Linked DNA regions of Mus musculus: region 2 is linked to region 1. A link is a contact called in ENCODE Hi-C or POLR2A ChIA-PET data. All regions are on one chromosome and are shown on one strand. The core of a region is the stretch at or near the end of the contact, and the rest is flanking DNA. Distances in the headings are between cores, read along the strand shown.

Evidence for each region. Hi-C counts contacts between places; a loop is a spot of excess contacts on that map. ChIA-PET counts read pairs that join two places held with the same protein, here RNA polymerase II (POLR2A).
Region 2: a map of T-helper 2 cell shows a loop between it and region 1 (2.3-fold over the local background). The contact joins the promoter of Garnl3 here to the promoter of Angptl2 in region 1. A Hi-C loop is called at or near these places in 1 of 37 maps with a recorded cell type or tissue (T-helper 2 cell). POLR2A ChIA-PET finds 5 or more read pairs at or near these places in 4 of 5 experiments (Patski and embryonic stem cell).

What each region holds. Positions count from the first base shown.
Region 1 is chr2:33,214,100-33,218,053 of GRCm38, forward strand. Angptl2 (angiopoietin-like 2) reads left to right here and starts at 1,862. Exons shown (of 5, transcript NM_011923.4): 1 at 1,862-2,354. The region is part of intron 8 of Ralgps1 (Ral GEF with PH domain and SH3 binding motif 1); the gene reads right to left.
Region 2 is chr2:33,128,726-33,132,384 of GRCm38, forward strand. Garnl3 (GTPase activating RANGAP domain-like 3) reads right to left here and starts at 1,894. Exons shown (of 30, transcript NM_001355200.1): 1 at 1,699-1,894. The coding sequence starts at 1,790.

The DNA.
Region 1 (3,954 bases), core at 612-3,111:
GCAGTACTATCTACCATGTGCTACGAACCCTCAATTTCTCAGGCTCTGGCTTGCTCAAGGCTCTATGAGGCGGTGTCCCAGTGGACAGAGCAGATGTCACCTGGCCTTTAAGTAACCACCTGTTCTCTGGCCTTGGACATCAGGTTCCTTCATTTCATGGTACTGGAGTTACCAGTACAAATTGGTACCACACACAGACTTGTAAGGATGGAGAATGGATACTACCTCTCAATGGGAGGAGTGTCAGAATCTCCTGGTAATCTGGGGCATGTTGGGACTATCTTTGAAGAAGCAACTATAGCACTTTCACCTATTCCACCTAGCCCTGACTATCCCCCACCCCCCACTTGATTGCCTAGTGGGTCTGAGCCATCCTATGGAATTGGGCTTAGAGATTTCATCCGGCAGCTGGCCCTGGCTGCTGCATCTCCCTGTAAGATTCACCCTCAGCACGCAGCAGTTTTCTCCCAGCCCAACTGTTTGCTGTCAGAGGACGGGGGCTTTGGCTAATAGTAGCATCTTCATAAACACATCCTAGAAATGCGAGGAAGATAAGTGAAAGGGGACAGCCTCTCAATGTGCTGTATGACCACGCTGCGGAATATGGTGACTCACTTCCAAATAAGTGGTGTTCAGCCACAGGACCCGGACCAGGTCCTAGGCAGAAAGCAGAGCGGTGCTCATCACTCCCTGGTAGAAAAAGACTTCCTGCCCAGCCCAGATCAGCTCTCTGGCTAATGGTGTCCCTTAAGGTCTGTAGTTTCTTCTAGGAACAGAAGAAATTGACAGAAGAGGGAAGGGGCTAAGTAGGCTGAGGAGAAGCAGAAAAAATAATTTGTTTCCTGAATAAAAGGTGGCAGTCTCAGGAGAGGGAGCCACAGTGGGTCTGTCTCCTTAGAGATCAGGAAAATATCCCATGTTGACTTGCTGTAAGAGAGGGCCACTAAAGTTTCCTCTTAGTTCGTACCTAAATGTTACCACCACCACTAACACTTTTCAAAGAAGAGACATCACTAATATCAAGCAGTGGGTGAGCCTGTGCATGGGACTTGGGGTCTCCCCCTCTCTACACCCCTGCAGGATGCCAGTGGCCTTCTACTGCCAGCTCAACAGACCTGATGCATCTGAAGGATGTGGCCTAGGCACCAAGGCCCTGTCCTTCTCTACTCGGAGCCACCAGTCTTAGCGCTCACTCCACTCTCTTGACCATTCACAACTGACAGCTCCCAGGGACTCTACCACGTGTTCACCCAAGTCACAGCTGAGAACTAAGGCTGGCAGGGTCACATAGCAGGGGCTTTGGATTTAAGTCCAGCCCACCTGCCCACCTGGCACACCGTCCTTGATCCTGTAACCGGACCTTCCCAGGTGACCTTGGTGAACCTGGCAGTGTTGCTGGAATGTGGCTCACTTATGCTGTAGAGAAGGAAGCTCAGGGAGTGGCAAACAGTCTTCCTCTAGTTTCCCAACCCAGTCATGGTACTTTCACTGTCCTACCCCACTGCCACATTAGCAGTGCCTTCTGCAGGGATGAAGTGGTTTGGAAAGAAGATGCTGAACACTTAGTAAGGCAATCCACAGAAAGAGTGAGCAGGGCTCCCTGGCCTCCCAAGCAGCTGCTTGCACAGCCGCAGCTGCTCAAGTCCGTTACCCGAGTCCAGTGGAAGCGCTTTGCCTACACAGGGCACCCCAGCAACGTCAGCCTTCAGGGAGTGGAGCAGGCTGGTGAGCCAGGAGCAGAGCTGGCCAGCCTTCCTGTGCCAAAGAAGGAGGGGGCCCCGCCCAGGCCGCCAAAGCAGGCAGGAGGGGCTGGGCCAGCTGGGGCTGGAGCTAGTGTGACATCACCAGGCGGCCCGCCCCTGTCTGGAGCTGAGGGGAGGCCCAGAGCTTTTCTGGGGCCTGGGGGATCCTCTTGCACTGGTGGGCGGAGAGAAGTGCCTGCAGCCAACCAGGGTCAGGCTGTGCTCACAGTTTCCTCTGGCGGCACGTAAAGGCTCCACAAAGGACCTGGGAGTTCAACTGAGGCTGCTGCTGTCGGCCTGGGGATGGACCCCAAGCCCTGAGTGGTGTTGTTGGACCCAGGACCTGCAAGAAGCATGCACTAAGGCAGCTGCGGACCACACTGTGAGGGAGAGCAGGTTGGGAGCAGCCCCGGTGACACCAGAGCCAGCCTCATCCCTAGGAGCTTCAGAGAGCATAGACTGCTGCCAGCTGAGGCCAGTGAGGCAGGGCTGCTCGGCGGCCAGTCCAGCCTGAGACTCGGGACCTCTCCTGGAGGCCACGGCCAGGCTGTGCTGCTGATGGCACCGTGAGGCATGTGAAGCGCTGCTCCAGGGCCAAGCAGGAGAGAAGAGGTAAGGGGTCAGCTCTCAACTGCAGCAGCCAGGGGAAGAGGGGCTTGAGACGGGCAACCCTGACTCCTCCAGCTTCCGTGTGCAGCTGGACCCCACAGGGGTCAAACCTTGCTTTTGCTCAGAGCTGAATCAAGCATCTGACCAGGCAGAGGACTGTGAATACTTGGGCAGGGTGGTGTAGAGGCACAAGCACACTGGGCTGGGATGTTGAGGACTTCATCGGTGAGCTCCACTCACCTCTTTCAGACAAAGAGCCTCTGGGGTGAGCCGGTTTGGCTGTCGGACACAGGCTGGTAGCCGGGTATGTGCATGTGTGTAGGTGCGGATTTGAAAGGGCAGCAGGCTGAGAGTCGCAGGGCAGTGTAGGACTGGGCAAGTTGTGTTCAAGCTCCGGACTCCTGCACACCCAGCCAGCTAGAGTTATGCTACAGCAGAAGCAGATGTAATGCGGACCTGAGGCAGTGGGGGCCTCAGTTCAGAAAGTGCCCTGGGCCAGGCAGCACGAGCTGCCAGCGTGCCAGGAGCAGAGGCGTCCTGTGCGGGACAGAACATGTCACCCACAAGTTTCTGTCGGTAGGACTGGGGCAAAGTGCTGCCCTGACTTTCCCTCTGCGCCCAAGGATACAGTAGATGGATCCCAGGTCTCCAGCCAGCAGGATGTGGCTGAGAGACTGTGGAGGACCTGCTTTCTGAACAGCCTAGTGAGGGGACACAGCAGGCGCCACATACAGAGTCAGTCCCTTGAAAGCAAGCGCTTCAGCATGAGATAACATTTCCAAACAGAAATTCTCTGCTGATCCCTCCCCTCTCCCTGTGACATCCGTGTCACGGGTCAGCTATTGCCTCTGCTGTGGGATTAGGAGAGTTCCCAGAGGCCAGTGTTGTTACTCAGAAAAAGATCCCTTTGAGGAAGACTGAGAACACAAGTTCCAAAGCTAGCTCAGTGCTCTCCACATGGGTTCTTCCAAGTACAGGCCTAGTATGGCAGCGATTATGAGCTGGCTCCTGTCTGAACTCTGTTAAGTGGCAGATCACAGCTTTTCTAAACCTCAGTTTCCTGATCTGTGAAAAAGAGGGCTGAGAGCCCAGCTCAGCAACAGCCCAGCAGACACCTGCAGCAACCCCACAACACACATCTAACTACCTCCATCTCCCAGATGAGGAAGCCTGGCATGTGACTTCAGGGTTTCTTCAAGTCACACATCACTCACTGCTCTCCAGGGGTGGCGCACGAGATGTGTTCAGAGTCTCTAAAGCCCTGGTTACCAGTTATTAGAGCCCAACCATCAGCATGCCCAGAGGGAAGAACCAGTACCCCAACTCTTGCCCTGACCTGGATACATTCTCTAAAGCAGCGGTTCTTAAGCTGTGGGTTGCAACCACATCAGATATCCTACATATCAGATATTTGCATTACAATTCATAACAGTAGCAAAATTACAGTTAAGAAGTAGCAATGAAATAGCTTTATGGTTGGGGGGGCAGTCACCACAACATGAGGATTAAAGGGTATTAAAATAACTTTATTTTATATTTTATTTATCACATATATTATTCATATATTTATATTTAAATATAAAATAATAAAAGAGTATTAAAA
Region 2 (3,659 bases), core at 644-3,143, 85 kb before region 1:
TGGTCATGAAGACAAAGGGGAAGGAAGTCTAATTTTTATGCCAGCACTGTCCACTATGGTACGCATTTCTCAGTCCTCCTAAGGCTCTTATCAGAATTGCTGGAGCAGATGTGTCAAGGACTGAGCCTGAGAAAGCTAATTAATGCTGGCTGAGGGGGTAGTGCTGGGATCAATGTGGTTACTTGCATTGAAGGCTAAGCACAACTCAACACTCAGGTGTCTTGGCGAGGTGTTCCACAGCCACAGGTGTCTGTGGCTCCCGGACTGCATGGGCTGCATTACAGAACCATTCCTTCATGTCCGGAAGTTCTGTAGCAGCACTGTCCTAAGCAGGCTGCCTCAGACCTGAGAGATTCTCTTTGCTCCAGTCTCTTGGTATACCTCTTCCTATTCTTCATGCTCAAGCCATAGAGATTGTTAGCTGCCTGGGTCTCCTATGGAAGGGAAATGTTCCACTCAGGTCACCACACAAATATTTAGAACCTTCTTGGCAGATGCCCAGGTGCTGATCACACAAAGCTAAGCCTAGAGTTCAAGAAAGACTTTCAAAAAGAATTGATGAGCAGTTCTACAGCCTGAGGGAGGAGTGCCCAAGCCCTTCAGGCTCTGTGATGGGCCAGGCTTGAGGCAGCTGTGGTGATGGGGAAGAGGCTAGGGCAGCGGCTAGAGCAGCCTTGATATCTGTCCTTACCACACAGCATCAGAACTGCTGGAGCAGTGTGTCAAGGACTGAGTCTGAGAAAGGCCAATTAAGGGCATCACACCTTCCTTTAAGGATCTTGGCTGGTTTGCTTTGTGCCTTAGCAAATGAACTCTCTTTTCCACCTCAGTGGAGGTTAGAGTCCTACATCTTTTTTCTCTTCCTCGTCCCTACCCATGCTATGGCAATTAAAAACTCAGGGGTGCAGGCAGCAGTAGGCTAGGAGGAAGGGGGTTGGCTTCAGGATACCCTCCCTAAGGCCATTATTACAGAATACTGATGAAAATCTGGCCCAGATGGTGGTGCTGGAGTCATTCTGAAAGGAATGAGTCCACCTGGAAGCAGGACCCATTTCAAGTTACAAGGAATTCCTTGGAGGTGGGAGTAAGCCGGGGATAGGCATGGGCAAGAGCCGCAAAGGGAAGGGCGTGTCCGGCAGCAGCCAAGCTTCACCTACGGCCAGGCTGGTTCCTCAGGAGGGCGCCAGTTAAGGAAGGTAAGTCCGGGAGGGGCACGGACAACCTGGGAAAGAGAAAGGACCTAGGAACTATGCAGGGTGCCCCCCACCCCAACCACAGATGGGCGGGGCCATAGGCAGCAGGTGGCCAGGCACTTGGGGTGCGAGGATGGATTATAGAAAGCAAGAGAAGCCTAAAGGGTGTCCTTTTGGGGGCTTAGGGGTTCCGACCTTGTCCTTGAGCATTTAGAAGCAGGCAGGTCGCGTTCTCCACAGCCCAAGACCTCCCTGAGCCGTAGTGTGCAGGGCCTGTCACAGGGCCGAGGCTTCGGACGTCCACATCATCTGCCGGCCGGACACAGGTCTCTAGCCCTCCCGCTGGGCACTCCCTCAGCGTGGCCCGGCCGCTCTACTGGGCTCTGCGCCGACTCCCTCCCACGCCGCGGCCTCGCCACACTCTGTCCCCTCACACCGCCAACCCCCACGTGGCCTACTCCCCTCTCCCACCCCTAGAGGCTGCACCCCTCCGGGGCAACGGTACCTGGGACTCTCAAAGCTGCACCCCCTGCGCCGCAGCGCCGCCCTCTTCTGCCGCAGGAGCGCAGCGGCAGCCCCGCCGGGTTCCTGCTCCATCGCCCCGGGCGGGGGCCGACGGCTCGGGCACACTCGGGTGGGCTCGGGCCTCGGCGGTGTTCGGCCGGACGCTCAGCTAGCGCGCCGCAGCCCACGCCCCGCCCCGCACCCCTCACCGGACCCAAGCCCCGCCTCTGTCCCGCCCCAAACTCCAGCCCAGCCTGGGACCTCAGGCCCCGCCCCGAACTCCAGCCTAACCACGCCCTCAGACTATTCGCGGGGTCCAAGCCCCGCCCCTACTCTAATCAGGTCCCTTGAACACGCCTGAGGCTTTAGGCCCCGCCCCTACTCTAACGGCCTAACCACGCCTCTGGCTTTAGGCCTCACCTCTGCCCCGCCCCCATTCTAGCAGGTACGCCTCTTCCGAACCTCTGGCTTTAAGCCCTGCCCCTAGCCTAGCGAAGTTTGCCTCATCTCTCCGGAGCTAGTCTCCGGAACCTCCCTGATCTCCTACCGAATCCACTCCCTTTGGTCCTTTTTGAGGCCTTGGCCCTCCCCCTGCCTCGCCCCTAATCTAGAAGATCCTCCCTCACCACTCAGCTGGGTTTAGGCCCCGCCCCCTCACCGCCCCAACCCAGTCTATTTGAATTAGGTTCAGGTCCCGCCCCTGTCCGCCTTTGCCCCGCCCCAATCACGCAGATCTCCTCTCAGCTCTGCTCAGGCTCCACCCGTGCCCCGCCCCAAGTACCAAGCCTTACCTATCAGTGGGCTCAGGCCCCACCCCAAACCCTTATCCAGTCAGTCCCTTTGCCCTTCAGCTTTGCCAAGGGCCCGCCCCATCTCTTAGCCAAACCCACCTCACTCCCTAGTCTGGGCACAGGCCACGCCCCGAGCTAACGATCTCCGTTTCTCCGGCCCTTCTCAGACCAGTGCAGGCCCCACCCTGCCTCTACACCAGCTCCAGCCACGCCCCTCCTGAACTGGCCTCACCAAGATCTTCTACCCGCGCTCCCTCCGTTCTTCTGTGTAGCGCACGCAGGCTCCCAATGCCCACTGGATCCTCAACTTCGTCGGGTCCACGGCCCATCACTCCCGCTCCTTACCATTCCCACAGATCTAGGCCCTTCCCACCTACCCCTCCAGCACAGAGCGCTCTATCGGCCCGCCGCTCCACAGCTCCGATTGCTGGATTCTCTGCTGACCCTCCTCACCTCAGCACCTCTTGGTCCTTTCTATCGTAGCACCGCCTTCTTTTGGGGGCCGCCTTTCTCCACATCCCGCCCACAGGCATGGCCCCCAACCCCGGAGCTCCGCCTCTTTTCTCTTGAAGCTGAGGTCTGTACTTAGAGCAATTTTGTTCTCTCGTCCCTTGGCTATTCCACCCCAAGAGCCCTCTAGCTTCCCCGCCTACAAGTCCCGCCTATCTAGCCCCGCCCATGTCGCCTCTTTCTCACTTCAGGAGTGCCTGGATGGTGCGGGTCTTCCTGCCTGAACTGGGGTCCACCATGAGGTTTGCGCTACCTCAGGATCTAACCAGTCAGCAAAAGGAGGTACTACTGTCTCCTGGTGGCTGTTTGTGGTCTGACACAGTGAGGCTGAGGGGAGCTTTGGTTGTCTACCAGTTGTGGGTTCAGGTTTTCATTCATAACCTTCCAATTTTGTGACAGCTCTAACCTCCACCCCTCATTTCCTCCCCGAGTCGGATGCATCATCTGAGTTCTGTAACATTGCACTGTAGTTGGGTGTGGAAATTCATCTGAGTTTAAGTAAGGATGGCTTTGCCATCTATTTCTAGTTCAGTTTCTGTTGCTGTGATCAAAAGCACCTTAGGGAAGAAAGCCTTTATTTGTCTTACAGGCTACAGCCCATCATCTGGGAAGTCAGAGCAGGAGCTCAATGTCCCAAGCAGAAACTGAGGTCTGTACTTGG